Regions from separate parts of the Homo sapiens genome. Here region 2 is linked to region 1. Evidence: read pairs that join two places in POLR2A ChIA-PET (ENCODE). Cell type or tissue: PC-9. All regions are shown on one strand. Each heading gives the region's core, and the rest is flanking DNA. Links, peaks and the distances in the headings are about the cores only.

The links. ChIA-PET counts read pairs that join two places held together with the same protein. Peaks named below come from ENCODE experiments on the same cell type or tissue, not always from the same donor. Only the 100,000 strongest peaks of a DNase experiment are listed, where the experiment ranks them.
Region 2: POLR2A ChIA-PET joins it to region 1 with 11 read pairs; 2 of 35 experiments call an interaction of 5 or more read pairs at or near these places.

What each region holds. Positions count from the first base shown.
Region 1 is chrX:52,975,968-52,987,388 of GRCh38, reverse strand. It overlaps a transcript of FAM156A not described here. Among named protein-coding and RNA genes, the nearest start is that of FAM156A, 23 kb to the right of the region's middle. In PC-9, for the core only: no CTCF peak of the experiment used is centred there; a DNase peak (open chromatin) is centred at 6,778; H3K27ac peaks cover 416 bases.
Region 2 is chrX:53,194,232-53,205,652 of GRCh38, reverse strand. KDM5C (lysine demethylase 5C) reads left to right here. Exons shown (of 26, transcript NM_004187.5): 13 at 3,680-3,799; 14 at 3,909-4,103; 15 at 6,495-6,676; 16 at 6,765-6,889; 17 at 7,016-7,163; 18 at 7,777-7,882; 19 at 8,609-8,967; 20 at 9,599-9,737; 21 at 10,243-10,422; 22 at 10,585-10,722; 23 at 10,915-11,421. It overlaps MIR6895 (microRNA 6895), which reads left to right and starts at 10,165; the gene lies at 10,165-10,242. It overlaps MIR6894 (microRNA 6894), which reads left to right and starts at 6,708; the gene lies at 6,708-6,764. In PC-9, for the core only: no CTCF peak of the experiment used is centred there; no DNase peak of the experiment used is centred there.

The sequences.
Region 1 (11,421 bases), core at 1,997-9,996:
TTCCCAAAGTTCAAAGTCATTTTGACTGTTGTAGCTCCTTTCCCTTTCCACATAAATTTTAGAATCAGTTTGTATCTATAAAAGATCCTGCTGGGAATTTCATTGGAATTGCATGAAATCTGTACATCAATTTGGGGACATCATTCCTATAATGAGTCTGTAATCCATGAGTACAGTACGTCCCTCTCTTTATTTAATTGTTCCTTTATTTCTTTCATTAGCTTCTGATGGTTTTTAGCATACGGCTCCTGCACATGTTTTGTTAGGTTTTCAGGGGCAGCTATTGTAAATGGTATTGTATATTTTTAAAAATGTTCCAAGCAGTTCATTGCTAGTCTATAGAAGTGCTTTGCTTTTTGTTGTTGTTGAACATATATCCTATAATGTTGCTTAACTCCCTTGTTCATTCGAGAAGTATTTTTTATAAATCTGACAAGATTTTCTATGTAGATTATAATAATGTCTGTGAGTTGGAGTAGTTGTAGTCCCTCCTTTCCAATCTGTAAGCCATTTATTTCTTTTTCTTTCCTTTTTAAGCTGGTTGGAACTTTCAGTACAATATTGAATAACAGGGGTGAGAATGAGCAACCTTGTTTGGTTCCTGATGTTATGGAGAAAGCAGTTAGTCTTTATTAAGTATAATATAAGGTGTAGGATTTTTTTAGTTGCTCCATATCAAGTTAAGCAAGCCTCCTTCTAATTCTGGTTTGCTGTTTTTTTTTTCTTTAATTATGAATGACTGTTGAATTTTGTCAAAGGCTTTATCTGTATCAACTGTTGTGACCATGTGGTTGGAGTTTGCAGTTTTTTTTCGGTATATTAATATGGTAGATTGCATTGACACATTTTTGAATATTGAACCAGCTTTGCATTCCCAAGATAAATCCCACTTGGTCTTGGTGCATTATCCTTTTTATATATTATTGGATTTAATATTAACCAAATGTTTTCTTGATAATATTTTGTTGAGAATTTTCTGAATCTATGTTCATGAGGGAGATTACACTATAGTTGGTTTTTTCTTAATGCTGTCTTTGTCTGATTTTGGTGTCAGTGTAATGCTGATCTTATAACATGATTTGGTAAATATTTCAACCATCAATTCCATGTTTTTTTTTTCTGCAGTGATTTTATTTTTTTATTTTATTTTTTTAATTTTATTATTATTATACTTTAAGTTTAGGGAAGTCAGTGTGGCGATTCCTCAGGGATCTAGAACTAGAAATACCATTTGACCCAGCCATCCCATTACTGGGTATATACCCAAAGGATTATAAATCATGCTGCTACAAAGACACATGCACATGTATGTTTGTTGTGGCACTATTCACAATAGCAAAGACTTGGAACCAACCCAAATGTCCAACAATGATAGACTGGATTAAGAAAATTCCATCTTTTAATAGATGGAATCTATTTAGATGATTGGTTTATTTTATTATTGGTTTATTTTATTATTATTATTATTTTTTTTTAGTAGAGACAGAGTTTTGCCATGTTGTACAGGCTGGTCTTGAACTCCTGACCTCAAGTGATCCACCCACCTTGGCTTCCCAAGGTGCTGGGATTACAGGCATGAGCCACCACAGCTGGCCAATGATCTATTTTTGAGTAAGTTTTGGTGGTTTGTGTCTTTCAAACAATTGTTCCATTTTCATCTAAGTTGCTTAATGTATATGCATTCATATATTTGTGAATTAGTATTCATTAGTTATTCATAGTATCCTTTTCATTTTTGTGGGGTCTCTAACTTGTATTAAAGTTTTCAAAGAACGAGCTTTTGGGCCATTGATTTTGTCTGTTCTTTTTTTTGTTTTCAGTCTTATCGATTTCAGCTCCAATCTTTATTTCCCTCATTCTGCTTACTTTGGGTTTATTTTTATTTTCTTTTTCTAGTTTCTTAAGGTGGAAAGTTTCATAATGGGTTTGGGTCCTTTATTTTTTCCAATATGATAATGTAATGGTATAAATTTACTCCCTAGCACTGATTTAGCTGCATCCTGCAAATTTTAATATGTTGTATTTTCATCTTCATTCAGTTTAAAATATTTTCTAATTTCCCTTGTATTGCTCCTTGACCCATGGATTACTTAGAAGTATATGGATTGTTTAATTTCTAAGTTTGGAGATTTTCCTGTTTACTTTCTCTTATTCCTTGTTTTTTTTTTTTCCTATTTTGATCAGAGAACATGCTCTGTATGATTTCAATTATTTTACATTTGGGAAGATTTATTTTGTGACCCAAGATATGGGCTATTTTGGTGAAGTGTCCATATGTACTAGAAAAGAATGTATATCCTCATGTTGTTATGTAGATGGTTCTGTAAATGTAAATACAATTCAGTGGGTAAATGGTGTCATTCAGTTCTTCTATATCCTTGCTAATTTTCTTTCAACTATTTCTATATATTACTGAGAGAGAATTGAAATCTCCAACTATAATTATAAATTTGTTCATCTTTTCCTCTATGTGTGATTTTGCTTTTGTGTTTTTTTTTTTGTTTTTGTTTTTTGTTTTTTGAGACAGAGTCTCACTCTGTCACCCAGGCTGGAGTGCAGTGGTGCAATCTCAGCTCACTGCAACCTCCGCCTCCCAGGTTCAAGCGATTCTCCTGCCTCAGCCTCCTGAGTAGCTGGGATTACAGGCATGTGCCACCACACCTGGCTAATTTTTGTATTTTTTAGTACAGATGGGGTTTCATCCTGTTGGCCAGGCTGGTCTCAAACTCCTGACCTCAGGTGATCCACCTGCCTCGGCCTCCCAAAGTTCTGGGATTACAGGCGCGAACCACTGTGCCCAGCCTGCTTTTGTGTTTCGAAGGTCTGTTGTTCGGTGCTGGCAGAAAAGGGTTAATAATATAGGAAGCCTGAGACTTCCCTTAGAAGGGCCTGCTTACCATGTTGGCCCTTGCCAGGCATCAGGGAACTTGGATTTGGGAAGGATTCCCATGATTCCCTTACTCTGCCTAAACTGTTTGTACAAAATATAGTTTATGCTGCATAGGTGCTTTCATTCTGGAAGTCTGGAATCTTGGCACATGCTAGGCAGAGGGTGCCTGTGTGACCAGCCCCCAGTAAAAGTCTTCAACACTGAATCTCTAGTGAGCTGCTCTGGTAGAAAATATGTCACATCACACATGTCACAATTGATTTCTGGAGGAACGAATTCTGTGACTTTCCTAAAAAAGGACTCCTGGAAACTTGGGCTGGTTTCCTCGGGACATTGCCCCATACACTTTTTTTTTTGTGCTGATATTGCCGTATACTTCCATTGTAATGAATCTTCACCAACATGAGTCCAGCTATATGCTGACTGTGAGTCCTGTGCGTCCTCCCAGCAAATAATCGAAAATGGGAGTGGTCTTGGGGACCCCTGACACAGTTGTGACAGTGGTGGGATTTGCCAGAATGAGCCTGACTCACTAAAATATGGTGAAAGCCTTGTTTAAGTAAAGAAAGGATGAAGGAGTAATGGGTGATGAACCTTTTGTGCTCGGGCGATTATGGCCTCACACACGCTGTGAAACAGCAGCTAGCTGTTGTCTCTTGTGAGAGGTAAATGTTACTTACAGAATTTAAAAAGAACACATCCAACTCTTGGAGACTTGGATCACTGCATTCCTTGGCGTCTTTTGCCATGCCGGAGATTGTGGGGTGGGAGCACAGCCAGGTCAAATTTTGGTTTTTGTCCTCTCTTCCAAACAAAAGAAAGGGACTGGGAATTCACAAAAGTAATGCTGGGGTGGATGAAAAATGTTAAAAATTTGGGTTTCTCTCTCCTCCAGGTGGGAGGGAAAAAATTATATCAGTTCTCTGGGCTGGAGCAAAGCTTAGATAAACCAAAGGGAACAAAAAGAAAAATTTCTCCAGCCTTTTCTTCAGCTTTGCTGCTGCTACTGCAGCCCCTCCCAGCCTTCCAGACAGAATCTCCCCTGGCAGCTATGATGTTAACCCTATAATTGCAATGAAAGCCAAAAAAAGGAATTAAAAATAGCTTTTTTTTTTGTTTTATGGCTGCTGCATCTGGATGTATGATAAAATTGATGTGAAATGCTATATACTTATAATGTAATAAATGCTAGAGGGACCATCCCCTTCAGGGAAGGCTGGAGGGGAAATATTTTTTCTTTTTTATTTTGAGACGGTCTCACTCTGTTGCCTAGGCTGCAGTGCAGTGGTGCAATCATGGCTCACTGTAGCCTCGACCTTCTGGGTTCAAGCAATCCTCCCATCTCAGCCTCACGAGTACCTGAGATCACAGGCATGTGCCAGGATGCCAGGCTAATTTTCTTATCTTTTTGTAGAGATGGAGTTTCTCTGTGTTGTCTAGGCTGGTCTTTAATTCCTGGGCTCAATCTGCCTTATGTTAGTCATTTCCAGTGAACCTGTAAAGGGCCAAAGCCCTCAGCTCCTACACAACAAAGGACTAATAGCCTGGCTTTGCTTCCCTAACTTTTCTCCTGGTGTACACACCTTGGTAAGGCACTTTGACCATTCAATGCAGAGCTGTCACCAGCAAAGCATTGAACTTTTCCAGCCTGCTCGTGAAATAAATGATAGAGACAAAAGGGATAAGAAGTTATGCAAACCTACATAAATTTATTTTTAAATCTGGAATTTCATCCTGATCAGTTTCTGAACATGATGTGTATTATTGGTTGATTTATTAAAATTTTTTTCTCTGAAAATTCTTTTTTCCCTCTTGCATATGACCATTTCAGAGAAAAGATCTAGAGGACGGTAGATGATAAGTAAAGAAATGGGAAGGTCTTTTTTTTTTAAGAGATACTTGGTTTTATTTAAAGTATATATTGAATTACATTGAGTGTCTTTATAGTATCTATTGAGATTATTATTTTTTACTTTAACTGATTAATATATCGTTACTTACATTAATTGACTTTCTTTTTTAAAATTATTTATTTATTTATTTTTGAGATGGAGTCTCACTCTATCACCCAGTCTGGAGTGCAGTGGCTTGATCTTGGTTCACTATAACCTCCGCCTTCCAGGCTCAAGCGATTCTCCCACCTCAGCCTCTCGAGTAGCTGGGATTACAGGTGCTCATCACCATGCCCAGCTAATTTTTGTATTTTTAGTAGACATGGGGTTTCACCATGTTGGCCAGGCTGGTCTTGAACTCCTGACATCAAGTGATCCACCCACCTTGGCCTTCCAAAGTGCTGAGATTACAGGCATGAGCCACCACGCCCAGCCTTTTAAAAAATATAAGTTTTTAAAAATTTTATTTATTTTTTGAGATGGGTTCTGCTATGTTGGCCAGGTTGGTCTTGAACTCTTGGCCTCAAGCAGTCCTCCTTCCTAGGCCTTCCAAAGTGCTGGGATTACAGGCATGATCCACTGAGATGATATCTCATTGTAGTTTTGATTTGTAAGAAGTGGAAAGTTTTGATTTCAGATTAGTACACACTGGTTTTCTAACAATGAAGAAAACACAAAACCTGACATGTGGAAAGAGTCAAGCCAGAGAGAGGGGACATTAGTGATCTCTGGTTTTCAAATGGTTCATGAAAACCTTCCCCTTTTCCTGAAAAAAAAAAAAAGCTCCTCATTCAGCCTTCCTAAATTTCTGTGAGTATGTTGAAATCATACTGACTGCCGAGTGCACAATTACACCTGACAGAGCTGCAACTAGGGGACAGTAGGGGCAACCCAGCTCCTGAGCATCCCATGCAGAACATCTACAGATGTCATCCATGCTTGTGAAGAGGAGGAACTGGTGTCAATGGTTAACAGAACCTGGACTGACTGCCTTCTGTCAGTCCCTCAGAAACCAAGAACACAAATGAGTTGTTTGGATGGACGAGGAACCCTAGAGGGAAAAGTCCCACAGTGGGAAGCCACACTGGGGGCCTTGGCCAGCTCCTGCCTGACTAATGTATGTCCTGCTGGGGGTGCCCTAACAAGGGTAAAGTCTTGGTGTCCAGGGGTACCACGTGTGCCTTCTGGGATTGTACTTGCATGTGCGCCCTGACTATTCCATCACTGCCTCATCCCTGGAAGGCATTCATGTCAGCTTCAGTTTCCTGTCCAGATTGGTGCTGAGCCTGAAATGGAGACTTGGGCTGGACAAAAAAAGGTTCATACACAATCTTAGTTAGGAAGTCACCTGCCTTTCTAAGATAGACCTTCATGGTTACTGGGATTTGTATTAGTTGGCTGTGATGGTAAACTTGATGTGTCAACTTGGCTTGGCCACAGTACACAGGTATTTGTTGAAACACCAGACTAGGTGTCTCTGTGAAGGTGTTTTTTAAGATGAGACTAACATTAAAATCAGTAGACTTTGAGTAATGCAAATTATACTCCATGATGTGGCTGGGCCTCATTCAATCACTTGAAAGTCTTAAAGAAAAAAAAAAAGACTGGGATCCCCCCATGAAGAAAAAATTCTGCCTCGAGACTGCCCTTGGATTCGAGCTACATTACCTCTTCCCTGGGTCTCCAGCCTGACATTCTGCTCTGCACAATTTAGACTTGCCAGCCCCCACAGCCTCTCTCTCTCTCTCTCCCTCTACACACACACACACACACACACACACACACACACACACACACACACACACACACACACACACACACACAGAGGAACCCTAACCAAAAGGCTGCTTACATCTGGGACCCTTAAAGGGCATAGCTGAGATCAGTACTTTGGTCTCACTCTGTTGCATGGCTCCTAAGGCAGAGGCCTCTGGCATTCTCCTCCCACCCTCTGCAGACTGCCAGCCATGGGGCTCATCACTGTGACTCAGCGTTTGGTCATCCAACCATGTAGAGATCACTACAATTCCATAAGTGTTCCCTGCCCTCTTTCTGTCTGTGAGGTCCTCTATCCCATCCTGAGGACTCAGGGATCTACTGGGCATGTTTCCAACCTTCCAGGAGAGACCACAGAGCCTGGTGAGGGAAATACACCTGCAAAGAGAAGTTCAGTTTAGTAACAGCAATGGGCATAGCCGGTGTGTTCACCAACTAATGAGAGATCACACTACCAACATCTCCCGCTTGATTTTCCCCATCAACTAACAGCTTATCATGGAAATGATCCCTTTGGTAGGTAAGTTGGATTCCCCTCATTGTTTCCCCCAGGCATGCAGCACTACAAAGCAAATTGATACTGGTATGTTGTGTCAGAGTGGAATCCAAGAATGGAATGCCCTGCAGTGATGTGATTTCTAAAGCAGTCAATAAGTCTTTGTAAGTTTCCAGGTGAAGCAACATACAAGCCCCGGCCCCCGCCACCCAGTTTACAGGGAAGTGATATATATGGAAAAAAATCCAGTTTATTTAAGACTCTGGAAAAAGTTGTTTGCCTCCCTGTAACCTTCACTCCACAAATGCCAGTAGCCGCTTCCAATAATTTGAACACCCAAAGCTGCCCTTGGAAATTTCCAAAATGCCCCAAAATGGGCGATGATATTCTGACTACAAACCACAAGTTTAGGATTTAAAAGAAGAATCCTAGAACTTCTTAATAACATCAAAAGTTTAGGAATGTTGCAGTCGGTACAGAGGAAACAGCACAGTAACATGGAGAAGGACACAATGTTCCCCAGGAGGGGTTGCGGGAACCTTGTTCCTCTGTGTTGCTTTCTTGTGATAAGAAAGTGTTTCAGTGCCAGCTGGGGTGTGTGGTGAAGCTTCATTTCAAAGGTCAACCACTGCCATGGGACATTGATGCTCAGGATGGTTCTGTGGTAGTCATGGCTCTGGGATCCTGGGACTGGTGTCCTTCTTCTCAGTGAGGACAGCCCTCTCCAGGCTGTGACATAGGAGGAACAGGCCAGGCTAGGTCGTCAGGCTGCCAGGGACAGGTGTGTGCTGTGGGAGAAGGAGAAGGACAGCTGGAGGGAGGAGAGGGGAGACGAACTCCTTAGGTGAGGGGCAGGTGTCTGTTGGTGAAGGGAAGACATTGGTCCTAAGTCCTGACATTGCTCTAGGCTCCCGTTGAAGGAAATGACGGTGCAAGAAGGAAACCAAGGCTGGTGGGAGGGGGACAACAGCTTGCATCTCCTCCCATCCTATGTGTTCAGTGGTCCCTGAGAGGAGCCCATACCATTTTGGGATCTAAAAGGTCATTTCCTGGGACCCCTTCATTCACTGCCCATGAAGAGAAGGGATTTGAGATAAACTGAGGCCTTCAAGGAGAAAGGCCAGTAGGAGTTGTGAGGCCTTCTCAAAAGTCCCTCTGCCCTACCCTTACGGTGAGTCTCACACTGCGCTCATCTTGTCCTGTGTTACTTTGCTCTGAGGTTGCTCTTCTGAACCTCATGTCTGTCCTGGGAATATTTTTCTGGGTATATTGCAGACAGTCTTGCTACCAAAGGGATTTAATAAGGTTTCTGAAAGTTCCCTAGGCTGGCCAGCAAAGTTCCCTTGGACTACATGAGACTCACTGGGTGTGAGTTCTGGAATCTGCACTTTTAAAAGATCCTAGGTTCTAACTTTCATGGAAACGTGTCTGAGCAATACTAGAGCAGGAGAATAGTCTCCTTTCCCAGTGACACAGCTTCTTTCTCCTTTGTGAAGGTATGGAAGGGATAGGTTTGATGTGTTCTCTGATGTACAAACCCAAGACCTTCAGCTGAGGAGACCGACACTGACGTGCTGCCTGTTATGGTAATGACACACTCAGGGCACCATCTCCAAATGATACCCAGACCAGTCCTTTCAAGTCTCCATCTCTTAAAGATTTCTGAAGAAATCAAATATCTATTGCCTGTGCAGTCCCATGCTATAAAATTCTAAATATTTTGCAGTAGCTTTTGGATCTTACTCTTGATTGCACTAATATGCAGCACAGTAGAGTTTTCGCGATGCCCGTGGCTCTTGGTTCCAGCACTCACTGCTGGGTGACCCTGAGAAAGTTCCTTAACATCTCTGTGCTTCCTTTCTCCATTAGTACCATGGAAATACTACTAGTAATGTCATCTACTTCTTGGGGCAGTTTAGAGCACTGACTGTGTGAAGACATGTACAGTTGTCTGGACAGTCCCTGGCATATGGTCAGTTTCCAATAAATTCTAAGCTGTTATTGTTGCTGTTCCCGCATTTCCCTGGGGCATGTTCTGGAGAGACAGATGTCAAGTCTACTTTTGACCCCTTGGATGATGTTTAGATTATCTCTTCAGCTCTTCTGGGACTCAAGGTCTGAGTCTGTGGGGCAGGGGGAGGGCACATTTTATTAGCATAATGAATATTCAGCTTTCCTTACAGGGTATCGTGGAGCCTAAATGCAATGCTGGAGTTTCATCATCATGAGCTTGTATGGAAAATTTGAATGGAAATTTCTCTAGGAAATTAGAACTCTAGTGACCTCTTCATGTAACTTGTATAATGCTTGGACAAGCAAGTGGTCACTGGATAATGATAGCACAAAAGCATATAAATTTTTAGAAATAATTTAAAGAGTGAAATTTAAAGGTCAAAAATTATTATCATATGGATTATTCTATTGCTATTAGTTCTATTAAGTCCAACTCTCCTCCATCAAATTGTGAAGATCTGAATCTGATGGAGATATGAAGCTGTTAGCAGTTGAATTTTTATTAGTGGTATTTTATTTTTTGTATAGTATTCACCTCGTCTGTTGTATCTTGTGTTGATTACTTCTACCATTAATGTTTATTGTTGGCTAGGCATGATGGCTCACACCTATAATCCTAGAATCTTAGGAGGCCAAGGCAGGAGGATTGCTTGGGCCCAGGAGTTCGAGATCATCCTGGGCAATGTAGTGAGACCTTGTCTCTACAAGAATAAAAAAATAAGCTGGGCATGGTGGTTCATGCCTGTATTCCCAGCTACTCAGGGGTCTGAGGTGGGAGGATTACTTGAGCCCAGGAAGTCAAGGCTGCAGTGAACCATGATCATACCACTACACTCTGGCCTGGGCAATGGGAGTGAGACCCTGTCTCAAAAAAGTAAATTCATTTTTGATCTAAGGAAAGACTTATGGTACTAATGTTTTCTGAGCTAAATCATGAGAAGATGGTATCAATTTATTCAGATCCAGAGTCAGAGGAAATGGGCAATGGGGGAAGAGAGTGGAGTGTGGAGGGGAAGTGAAGGTGTGCGGGGCAGGGAGAGAGGTCTAGGGCAGACAGGGGCAAGGAATAATGGGGAAGAGCAGAAAGCAGAAGTTCAGAGATGTGAGAATAAAAACTCATACTTCTGGATACTTACTCTGGGCCAGATGTTTTTAGTGCACTCTCTCTCTTCATTTATATATATACGTATCAAGATATATATATATATATATATATGTGTGTGTGTGTGTGTGTATATATATGTATATATGTATATGTATATATGTGTGTGTATATATATATGTGTGTGTGTATATATATATATATGTATAGTGCCACAGGCATCGTGAAAACTCTACTGTCCCTGCCCTTGCAGGCAATGTGACTTTTGGCAAGTTCCTTAGTCTCTTAACCTATGTGTCTCAGTTTCCTATTCTGTAATAAGGGATGATAACATTAGCAACACACTAAGTGACTGTTATTATATATACATATTTATATAATGTAAAAATATAGTCATATTTCGATAATACAGGGTGATGAGTCAATACCAGGAAAGCACAAAGATGGTCTCTGTTCCATATCAAGCTTTCTGTATGTGTTTGCTACCATGGATGTTAGCAGCAACATCCTTGTCACTGTCATTATGGGAAATAGCTTTGGTATAATATTAAACAAAACAACAGATGCAGTATTATAAACACACTACTTGTTCTCCAATCTCATAATTTTAAAAAACATGCATAGAAAAAAGCCTGTAAGGGAATGCACCACATTTGAAGTGTTGCTCTCTAAGTGGGAAACTCAATCATTTTGAAATAACATTCCTTTCACTGTTTTACTTGCGTTTTCTTCCTTATTATTACTCAGCCACTGTTTCTCTAATAATTTTTTTTTTTGAGATGGAGTCCTGATCTGTCGCCCGGGCTGGAGTGCAGTGGCACGATCTTGTTTCACTGTAACCTCTGCTTCCCAGGTTCAAGCAGTTTTCCTGCCTCAGCCTCCCGAGTAGCTGGCATTACAGGTATGCACCACTATGCCTGGCTAATTTTTGTATTTTTAGTAGAGACCAGGTTTCACCATGTTGGCCAGGTTTGTCTCGAACTCCTGACCTCATGATCCGCCCGACTCAGCCTCCCAAAGTGCTGGGATTACAGGCGTGAGCCACCGCACCTGGCCAATAATTTTTAAAATAGATGTTCTGAAGACTCATTCTTTTAGGTATCTTGAGGATTAGGGGTAAAAGGTGTTTTGATATCCTTATCAGGAGGCAAACCAGTCAGTGACCCTCGGGGGCAGCATTTAAAACAGAAGGAAGGTTTGGGGTAGGGTAGAGAGGGGCAGTGGGGGAGGCAGGGTGGTGTGGATGGAAAGT
Region 2 (11,421 bases), core at 2,837-10,836, 220 kb before region 1:
AGCGGGGGTTATCAGGAAAGGTTTTGTAGGAGCAGTGATCCCTGAAAGAAGAGTAAGAGTTTACCTGTCAGAGCTGTGGCTTAATCATGTGGGCATGGGGATTCCAGTGAGAGGCTCTCAGCTGAGGCATTACATGGTCAAATTTGCTATTTTTGGAAGATAGTTCTGGCAGTTAGTAATTGAGGCCAGTGCAGTAATACAGGTAAGAAAGAAATGCTGATGTTGCCTCTAAGTAGAGATAGATTTGAGAAGAAAATATGACGGAGGTGGGAGCTGATGCATGGTCCAAATAAATGTGGAGATATGTTTATGAATGGGAAGATTTGATATTGTTAGGATGTTAATTCTCCCCAAATTAATTTAGACTCCTGGCAGAGGAATCATTGGGTTGAAGGGTTCTTGATATACATTAGCAAATTTGTTTTCCAGAGAGTAGAATGTATTTATTCCCTTACCGGCACTGTACCTACTTCACTGTGTCTTCACCAAAATTGAATGTTTATCTTAAAAAGCTTTGTGAGACTTCTCAGTAAAGATGACAGATTAAGCATACACATGGCTACTTCCATTCTGTACTGAAACTCCACAAAAATTACATAAAGGGATTTTTTAACGTGAAAAAAATTACAGAGATGGAGAATACGAGAGAGGAGACAATGATAAAATTCTTGAAACTAGAAAACAGATAGATGAGAAAACTGAAACATAAGCCACTACTGAGGACATCTTGAGAACCAGCCCGATTCATACCTCAGAATCCCCCAAAGATTTGTTATCAGTGGCACCAGGCATTCTAGGGGTAAAGATGGATGGGGTGAAAATAAGGATTGGTTCATGTCTGTATAAGAAGCTGTGAGGGCCGGGTGCAGTGGCTCACGCCTGTAATCCCAGCACTTTGGGAGGCCGAGGCGGGTGGATCATGAGGTCAGGAGATTGAGACCATCCTGGCTAACACAGTGAAACCCCGTCTCTAACAAAAATACAAAAAATTAGCCGGGCATGGTGGCGGATGCCTGTAGTCCCAGCTACTCGGGAGGCTGAGGCAGGAGAATGGCATGAACCCGTGAGGCGGAGCTTACAATGAGCCGAGATCACACCACTGCACTCCAGCCTGGGCGACAGAGCGAGACACCGTCTCAAAAAAAAAAGCTGTGAGATACCCTCCCATGCTGGGCAGCTAGAAATGTCTAGTCACTCTAGTAAAAGACTGAAGATTTATTTCTGAAGAGGTTAAAACAGAGTCTCTGGTTTAAGGTCTCCTAGGTACAATTGAAGGTGGAGTTATAGGGAATGTAATTAGGATTTATCATACTGGATGCTGAGGTTCCCAGCCATCATTCTCCACTTGGCTGTTAGAACACTGGCTGCCAGGCCTTTTTTCCTACAGGCAAAAAAAAAAAAAAAAAAAAAAAAAGGATTTTCTTTGGGGAATCTGACTGGCCTGCAAGGAAAGACCTGGAGTTTCCCAAACTAAATGGCTTAGCTAGATCACCCTACAGTGAAGCTCACAGTTGACAAGCTTCATCTGTGTACTCAGAGCTTCCATTTAGCTTTTTAATCTCTTCCTCTTAAATATAAGCAGGCAGCCACAGATTAACAACTGAGAGGCCAGTGCGGTGCAGTGGCTCACGCCTGTAATCCCAGCCAAGGTGGGTGGATCACCTGAGGTCAGGAGTTTGAGACCAGCCTGGCCAACATGACAAAACCCCGTCTCTACTAAAAATACGGCATAGTGGCGTGTGCCTGTAATCCCAGCTGCTTGGAAGGCTGAGGCAGGAGAATCACTTGAACCCGGGAGGCCGAGGTTGCAGTGAGCCGAAATTGCACCACGGCACTGTAGCCTGGGCGACAAAGTGAGACTCTGCGTCAAAAAAAAAAAACAAAAAACTGAGGAAACCCTAAAAAATCCCCCAAAAAACAGAAGCAACTTGGAGATACAGAGGCTAGGCAGGGAGAAATAAACTTCAAAAGAAAGGCATATACTGTAAAAATGAATGAAGACCAGAATACTGTTTAAAAAAATAGCATACCGCAAACAAAGTTATGATAGCAAAAGTGAAAAATGTAAAAAGTGTATGTTTTCCACTTTTGAAAGATGAATAGTTGAGGAAATCTCCCAAAAAGTAGAGTAAAAAGATGGAAAAGGGTAGAAAAAATTAGGGAATTTTTCTAGGAGGTTCAATATTCAAATAGGAGTTATGAAAAGAAAATAGATGAAAACTGAGAGGATGAAATCATTAATGAAATCACTCAAGAAAATTTCCCTGAACTGGAGAACCGATTTTCCAGAGTCAATGGGCCTACCCAGTACATGAGTGAAAAGAAATTCATACCAAGATATATCCTGTAAATTTCCATGTCAAACACTGAGACCAGAAGAATCCTATAAGCTCGAGAGAGAGAGAAACAGGTTTCAAATGCTTATCAAGCATTAGAAATCAGAATGGCTTCGAACTTTTCAACAGTAACACTAGAAGATCAGAGCAGTGTGCCTTTAAAATTATTTTCTGAGTCAACAACTATGGGAGTTTTTAAAAAAAGGATTTTTGCCGGGCGCGGTGGCTCACACTTGTAATCCCAGCACTTTGGGAGGCCGAGGCGGGCGGATCACGAGGTCAGGAGATCGAGACCACGGTGAAACCCCATCTCTACTAAAAATACAAAAAATTAGCCGGGCGTGGTGGCAGGCGTCTGTAGTCCCAGCTATTCGGAGAGGCTGAGGCAGGAGAATGGCGTGAACCCGGGAGGCGGACCTTGCAGTGAGCCGAGATCGTGCCACTGCACTCCAGCCTGGGCGGCAGAGCGAGACTCCGTCTCAAAAAAAAAAAAAAAGGATTTTCATCTTAGAATTCTATATACAGTCAAGTGTGAGAGTAAGAATAGAGACTTTCTTTAAAAAAAGAAAAGTAGGTTCTTCACACCATTTCTCAGGAAACTGTTGGAGGATGTTCTTAAGCATAGCAAAGGAATAAACCAAGAAAGAGGAAGACGTGGGATCTAGGAAATAGGAGATCTGTCACAAGAGAGTGATGATCCAGGGAGGACAGCTGGTCCAGATTGGGACAGATCAGAAGGTTGCATGAGACTGCTACAGAAAGATGAAAATTGATAGGAAAAGAGATTTAAATATTGGTCAGAAAATTAGGGATATATGCATAAAAAACTGAGCAAATTGAGAAACAGGAGGCTGTTTTTAACATAGTCTAGAAGCATGTTATTTAAGGTAGTTATAATCAACGCCAAAATAATCAGAAGAGGTGGAAGTGATTGGCTGTGGGGAAGGGAGAATGGCAAGGCTGGCTGATTTTATAACAGATCTTTATAGAGCCATTTGACTCTACAAACTGCATATATAACTGATGAAAGTAAATAACTAAAAAAGCTTGTCCAGCTTGATTAAAAGTGATATTTATAATTTTTGCAAAAATTACTAAGGAAGTTGGAATATTTTGACAGATATATTTTTTAATCTCAAATCTTCCTATCATCTCAACACACATCAAAACCTTGAGAGCAGAGACCAGTGGTCCTTCCTTTCAGAGTTGGAGAGTCTGGGATTCTGTTGTCAGACTGTGTTCCCTGAGGCTTTTCTTTGTCTCCTTAATTACCTTGCACTTAAGTCAGGTCTGTATACAGGAAAATCTCTATCTCAACAGCCATGGCCTTTTGTGTTCTTCAGGTTGTCCGCACAAACCAGTGTGCAGGAGAGTTTGTCATCACCTTCCCCCGTGCTTACCACAGCGGCTTCAACCAAGGCTACAACTTTGCCGAGGCTGTCAACTTTTGCACTGCTGACTGGGTGAGTCTAGAATGTGGTGGGATGGTGGGGAGAAGCAGGAGGGTTGTAGAGAAGCTGGGGCATCATGGCCTCCAGACTTGGCCACACTCAACCTTGAACCTGCCCACAGTTGCCTGCTGGGCGCCAGTGCATTGAGCACTACCGCCGGCTCCGGAGATACTGCGTCTTCTCCCATGAGGAGCTTATCTGCAAGATGGCTGCCTGCCCAGAGAAGCTAGACCTGAACCTGGCGGCAGCTGTGCATAAGGAGATGTTCATCATGGTGCAAGAAGAGCGGCGTCTACGAAAGGCCCTGCTGGAGAAGGTGGGGAGAGTACCCCAGATCAAGCACCCTATTCTGGTGGAAGTTCGGGGAGGCAGAGGCAGCACCAAGAAGATGTAGCCTCTACTCTTGGCGTATAGTGAAAAGAACTAGATGCATCTCGATTGAAAACCACATACCATTCTCTGCTATACCCTTTACCAGCAACCTTAAGTCGATTTACTTCATTGTCAGTTTTCCCCTCTGAAAAATGGGATTATGATAATGCTTATCTTTTTGGATAGTTGATTGTATTAAAGATAATGTTTGCTTAGTGACTGACCCATGGCAGGTACTGGTATAGCAGCTATTTATCATTATTTACATGACCTAGCAAAATAGACTGGCATATGAAACCTCACTGCTGATTATCTAGGTGACTGTATCAAGTTACTTGATCTTTCATATCTCACTTTCCTACTCTAAAGTGGGAATAAATACCTAACTTGCAAGATGTAAGGTTAGAGTAAGGTGATTTATATGAAAGCCATCTCTCTAACATTGCCTTTGCAATGTTGCAGCTGCTATTATTGGTAATGTTAATACATGAAGAAACTGATTGAAATTTGGAATGTTTCTCAGGAATTGCCATTTTATTACATGCAGATGGTTTATTAACTCCAGCTAGGGCAATAATATTACCAAGCTGAAGGTGGTCCTGCTTTAATTGATTTCTTGTAAGCTTGTGTCAGTTGTGTGTGTAGCTGAGTGGAAGCTGCTACAGAGCTCTAAAGTCCACTCGTGTAGTTTCAGCCATCATCTTCAAATTTCACACTTGCCCAGTTAGGGAATTGACTTTGTGAGAGTCTTTCATAAGATTACAAAGGAGTGCTGGTTCTGTGGGATCCCTTGCTGCCTATCTAGGGTAATACTTTCTTATTTTAAAGCTCATTTATAGCTTTCCTGTGAGTGTGGGCTATAGGGAGAACTATAGCTACAGTAGTGTTGGAAGTCTGGGGCCTCTCAGTCGTGGTGTAAGTTGTTGAGTCCCTGGGCTTTTCCAGGCATCATTTTCTCACTCTGTTCAGTACTGTTATTAAATGATGGCCGTGTGGCTGTGCCAAGCTGTGGGAAGGAGCCAAAGCAAGGTGGGGAGAATAGACCTTCTCATCTTGACATTCAGAATTCTTCACACTTGGCCCTTACCTCAGAGAAGCATTCTGGACACCATAGTCTTGGAATCCTGTAAGAGATTGTATGTGTATTTAAGTATGTTTCTGGGAAGAGGACTTATAGTTTACATCCAATTCTCAGGAGTCTGTAGTCCAAAAAAACCCTAGAGACTTCATCCTTAGAATATTCTCTGGCTTTAGAGTCAAAATTAACTCAGTTTGGCAAGTTACTGACCCTGAGACTTAGTTTCTGCCTTAGTAAAATGAGATAGGCCTGTGGAATATATATTCTTATCTGAAAATTAGAGCTAATAACAGTAAATATTTGATGAACACTGAATCTAAGTGCTGAGATACTTGTCTGATTCCATAGCTGCTTTATTTTTGTTAATCCTCATAACAACCCAACAAGGATGATACTGTTTATCTCCATCTTACTAGATAATGAAACAGACCCAGAGACGTTAAATGATTTACTCATGATCACACAGCATATAAGTGGCAGAGTGGGATTTGGGCTCATAACTTATGCAGAGATTAGGTGTTAAAGTTGGTATGTAAGACAAAAACTGTTAAGAGTTGACATTTCCCATTAAAATCCCTAAAATTGCCCATTAGATATACACACTGGGTTGTCTCTCGATTACTCCAATATAGCCAGCTTTTCCTTCATTTTTGAAATGGATTGCTTTTTCTTTATCTGAGCAACAGATGAAGTCATTGGATTAGGTTTGGAAACCATATTGTTGGGAGAAAATTATTATATCTCTTTAAACCCTGAACACAAGCACATACGGTTGAATTTCTCTAAGTTATATATGTGCACAAGTATCTCCTGCCTACTAAGTGGCCAGCGTGGTGCCTGGAACACAGTGGGCTCTGAGTAACTGGAAGCCGATATTGTTCCCCAGTACACATAACTAGCCAGGCCTGTCCCTTGGCCACTTGCACTCATTGCCACCTCTCTGGTATCTTGGTCCACCACTTTCCTCACTTCTCACCCACAAGACCCTTTCTGCTGATCTGGATCTTACCTGATTTTTCTTCCTCTATAAAATTATCTGACTCAGCGCACACTGATCTTGCCCTGGTTTATCTGATTCCCCAAGCTTTGAGAGTCTAGACTTTACAAAGGGCAGGTATGCTCCCTGGGGTTTGGCCTCTTAAACCCCATGACCCTCAGCATAGATTTGAATCTAAAGTAGGGGTCGGTGGTGGCTGAGATGGAGGATTTTGCTACCTGGTTCTGGTTATATATAACGCATAGGTTAAATGCCCTTAGGGTATCACAGAGGCTGAGCGAGAGGCTTTCGAGCTGCTCCCAGATGATGAGCGCCAGTGTATCAAGTGCAAGACTACGTGTTTCCTGTCAGCCCTGGCCTGCTACGACTGCCCAGACGGCCTTGTCTGCCTTTCCCACATCAATGATCTCTGCAAGTGCTCCAGTAGCCGGCAGTACCTGCGGTGAGCATGGGCCTTTCTGGAGGAAGTGGGGCAAGAAGGAGGATGGAGAGCTGGGCCAGACATGCTCTTGCCTGCCCTCTTCCTCCAGGTATCGGTATACCTTGGATGAGCTTCCTGCCATGCTGCATAAGCTGAAGGTTCGGGCTGAGTCCTTTGACACCTGGGCCAACAAAGTGCGAGTGGCCCTGGAGGTGGAGGATGGGCGGAAGCGCAGTGAGTGATGGGGGGGATGGAGGGACTCCACAGGCAAGTTCTATTCCCTTTCTTCTGTACTCTGACCCCCTTCCTCTGCCTCTATTCAATACTGCCTACTCTTTGCTGCCCTCATTTTTCTTCCAGGCCTTGAAGAACTGAGGGCACTAGAGTCTGAAGCCCGTGAGCGGAGGTTTCCTAATAGTGAGCTGCTGCAGCAACTAAAGAACTGCCTGAGTGAGGCAGAGGCTTGCGTGTCCCGAGCTCTGGGACTGGTCAGCGGCCAGGAAGCTGGGTATGACAGCGTGAGGAGTTAGGGCACACATAAGGTGCTGAGGATCCAGCACCGAGGAAAAGTGCTGCAAGGGGTAGACTGTGAATACCATTTGGCAGAATGGACATCAGCAGGAAGCTGCCAGGCACAAGAGTGTGAGATGGCCTGGAAGGTGTTGGGGGGGACAAGGAGACCAGGCCACCTAAAAAGGAGAGGAGAGCCTCTGTGATAAGAAAGCTAGAAGTGTTTATTTTTTATCAGTACCTGGAAGTGGCCTGAGAGAGAGGCTGAGGGGTTTTGTGGGCAGGGAAGAGTTGTGGGAGGCTTACGGGTAAGAACAGGACAAAGATGTATAGACCTGATCCCTGCTAACACAGCTTTAGAGTTCACAGTAGAGGATGGATTGCAAAGTGTAGCTCTTATTACAACCCATTAGTTTCTAATTCTTTCCCCTCATAATATGAACATGCTCTATAATTTAAAACCTTCCCTCTAACCTGGGCAATTGGGGCAAATTTGAAATATGCGAGATCAAGGTGGACAGGTGTAGTGAGGAAAGGTGTTCAGTCTTAGCATAGACATGGAGGGAAGGCACTGAGTTTGGACCTGAAACCTCACATGTGATACTTCATAGCCCCCACAGGGTGGCTGGTCTACAGATGACCCTGACTGAGCTCCGGGCCTTTCTGGACCAGATGAACAACCTGCCTTGCGCCATGCACCAGATTGGGGATGTCAAGGTGAGGACGCTTGGAGTGCTGATGAGGGATCAAGGGGACCAGGGGACCTGAGCAGCAGGCCATGCTTGGCTCCTTTCAAAAGCTTAAAGTGTTCAGGCAAGACAGGACACACGTGTGAGAAAAGAACAGGTGGGAGGGGTGAGGCAAGGGTCTAGTGACTTGTCTGTTAGAAATGGGCCTTGAGGGTCAGGTGGCAAGGGTATGGGTATAGGATACAGAGTCCAGGTAAGGTTTCCTGGAGGAGGGGTAGAGGAGAAGGAGGTAACAGGGGTGCTTGTTGGGCTTGGAAAGTGGAGGGAAATTCATGAAGGTGGAGGAGGAGTGAGATGGAGAGGGCAACAGACCCCAGGGTGGTGAGCACAAGGGTTTATGTGAGGACTAATCATAGCAATTTTTAGGGCAGGGAGGTCTCTTGGTGCCCTGAGAACAGAGCCCTCTGAAAAGTTAAATAAAGCATAGATTAATAATTATTAGTTAATTAAGAATCTCTCAGGGTGGGGCCCAGGAATCTGCATTCTTAAATTCCCCAGGGCATTCTAATGAGCAGTCAGTGTTAGGAACCCCAACTGTCTTAGGGCTTGGAGAAGGAGAGCTCAGCCCATGTTAGGCTCCTTTGCCCCAAAAGCTTGGAGGGTAAGAAGATAGGTGGGACAAGGTTCCATCTGGTGGTGGAACCCCTCAGTGGGCCCAGCTGAGGAGTTTGTTCTTCATCCTGTGTCCTGGTAGGGTGTTCTGGAACAGGTGGAGGCCTACCAGGCTGAGGCTCGTGAGGCCCTGGCCTCACTGCCCTCCAGTCCAGGGCTACTGCAGTCCCTGTTGGAGAGGGGGCGGCAGCTGGGGGTGGAGGTGCCTGAGGCCCAGCAGCTCCAGCGGCAGGTGGAACAGGCGCGATGGCTGGATGAGGTGAAACGCACACTGGCCCCCTCAGCCCGAAGGGGCACCTTGGCTGTCATGCGAGGACTGTTGGTCGCGGGTGCCAGTGTAGCCCCTAGCCCTGCTGTGGATAAAGCCCAGGCCGAGCTGCAGGAACTGCTGACCATTGCTGAACGCTGGGAGGAGAAAGCCCACCTCTGCCTGGAGGCCAGGTAGGTCCAGCTGCTGCTTCCCTTCCCTGCCCTATTCCAAACATCAAAGTTGAGTGGAGACCCAGAAGAGGATGCCCATGGGTGGCCTTAGGTATCACGCTCCTGTGTTACTGTATTGACTCTCCCCTCTTTTGTTGTCTATCTTGTCGTTTTTTTAAAAAACAACTCTGTATACTTAAAGGCAAAGAGAGGCTGATGGAGAAGCAGAAATGGACAGATAGAGATTATCTAGAAGACTAGCCCTACAGGCTAATGTGCGCATACCCAGAAGCACAAGTGACAGGCAGATGGGCAGATGTTGGTAGAAAGACCCCACACAGGGCAGTTGACAAACTGCAGCAACAGATTACACAATACAGGTTGTATATGTAGGCATTGCTAGCAGGCCAGCAGACTGGCAGACAAACAGAGGTGCAAGAGCTGTGGCAGAAGGGATGAAGTTGGGTGCATGCAGTCTTGGGGAAGCAGGGACTGGCAGCTACCCTTAGGTGGAATACAAGCAAGTAGGCCCAAGTGACAGCAGGAATAACAGACACCCAAGGGGCCCATGCAGATATATCTGGTGGTCAGGCTGGGCTTCTGGTCAGGCAGACCACATCAGACTGAGCGTTCTTTTTTTCCTTACCTTTAGGCAGAAGCATCCACCAGCCACACTTGAGGCCATAATCCGTGAAGCGGAAAACATCCCTGTTCACCTGCCCAACATCCAGGCTCTCAAGGAGGCTCTTGCTAAGGCCCGGGCCTGGATTGCTGATGTTGATGAGATCCAAGTGAGGACCCTGCCACTCCCACCCCAGGCCTTCAGTCCAGCTGGGAAGAGATGGCATATACACTGGGATGTGCTGGGTTGCTGGGATGGGTTGGGTTGGCTGGAGAGAGGAAGGGGGCATGGCATGTAGTCAGGAGGCAAGATGTGCCTGATGAGCAGGGTGAGAGGAAGAGTGTGAGGCTGGCCTGAAGGAAGAGAGGGCACTGGTTAGGATGAGATTGGTGGGCCAGGGAAGCAGGTGGTATGGGACTGAGCAGGGCAGGGGCATGGAGGAGAGGAGAAGAGGCAAACCACAACAGAAGGCTGACTAGATATTTGGGGCTGAGCCAGTCAGTAGATGCCGGTGTTGTGGGAGAGAGCCAAGTGGTTGTTCCTTAGGATGACACCTATTTTTTTAATCCCTCAAGACTGAGCCCAGTTCATCTTTCCAGCTCAGGGCCAGGCACAGAGTAAGCATCAATAGCATTGGCAAGTTGAACTGAGCTGTCTCTCGCCCTTGGCCTTAGAATGGTGACCACTACCCCTGCCTGGATGACTTGGAGGGCCTAGTAGCTGTGGGCCGGGACCTACCTGTGGGGCTGGAGGAGCTGAGACAGCTAGAGCTACAGGTACTGACAGCGCACTCCTGGAGGGAGAAGGCCTCCAAGACCTTCCTCAAGAAAAATTCTTGCTACACGCTGCTGGAGGTGAGGCCTGGGACCTTGACCTACAGCGTCTCTTAACGCCTGCCCTGGCTTCTGTGAGATGGCTCATGAGATAACATGGGTTTTGTAGGGGCACCAGGGAGGGAAGGAGGCGGGGGATGTAAGGGAAGCCCAGTCATTCCCTCTCTTGTCTGCCTGCCCCAGGTTCTCTGCCCATGTGCAGATGCCGGCTCAGACAGCACCAAGCGCAGCCGGTGGATGGAGAAGGAGCTGGGGTTGTACAAATCTGACACAGAGCTGCTGGGGCTGTCTGCGCAGGACCTCAGGGACCCAGGCTCTGTGGTAAGGAGCTTCGACACAGATGGGGAGAAGGGCTTGGTGATGATAGAGTGTCTGAGCTGGGTGGCCATGAGCAGACCGCTTGTCCCCTGAGCCTCAGTTCTCCTGGTTTGGGAGTGGGGGTGTTAAGGGGGGGCCCAGAGAAGGGAAGGGGTAGGCTGCTGACCCACTTTGCTCCTGTCCTGGGTATGGCAGATCGTGGCCTTCAAGGAGGGGGAACAGAAGGAGAAGGAGGGTATCCTGCAGCTGCGTCGCACCAATTCGGCCAAGCCCAGTCCACTGGCATCATCGAGCACGGCCTCCTCTACAACCTCTATCTGTGTGTGTGGGCAGGTGCTGGCTGGGGCGGGAGCTCTGCAGTGTGACCTGTGTCAGGACTGGTTCCATGGGCGGTGTGTGTCAGTGCCTCGCCTCCTCAGCTCTCCGAGGCCCAATCCCACCTCATCCCCACTGCTGGCCTGGTGGGAATGGGACACCAAATTCCTGTGTCCACTGTGTATGCGCTCAAGGCGCCCGCGCCTGGAGACCATCCTGGCACTGCTGGTAGCCCTGCAGAGACTGCCTGTGCGGCTGCCCGAGGGCGAGGCCCTGCAGTGCCTCACAGAGAGGGCCATCAGCTGGCAAGGCCGCGCCAGGCAGGCTCTGGCCTCTGAAGATGTGACTGCTCTTTTGGGACGGCTGGCTGAGCTCCGCCAACGGCTA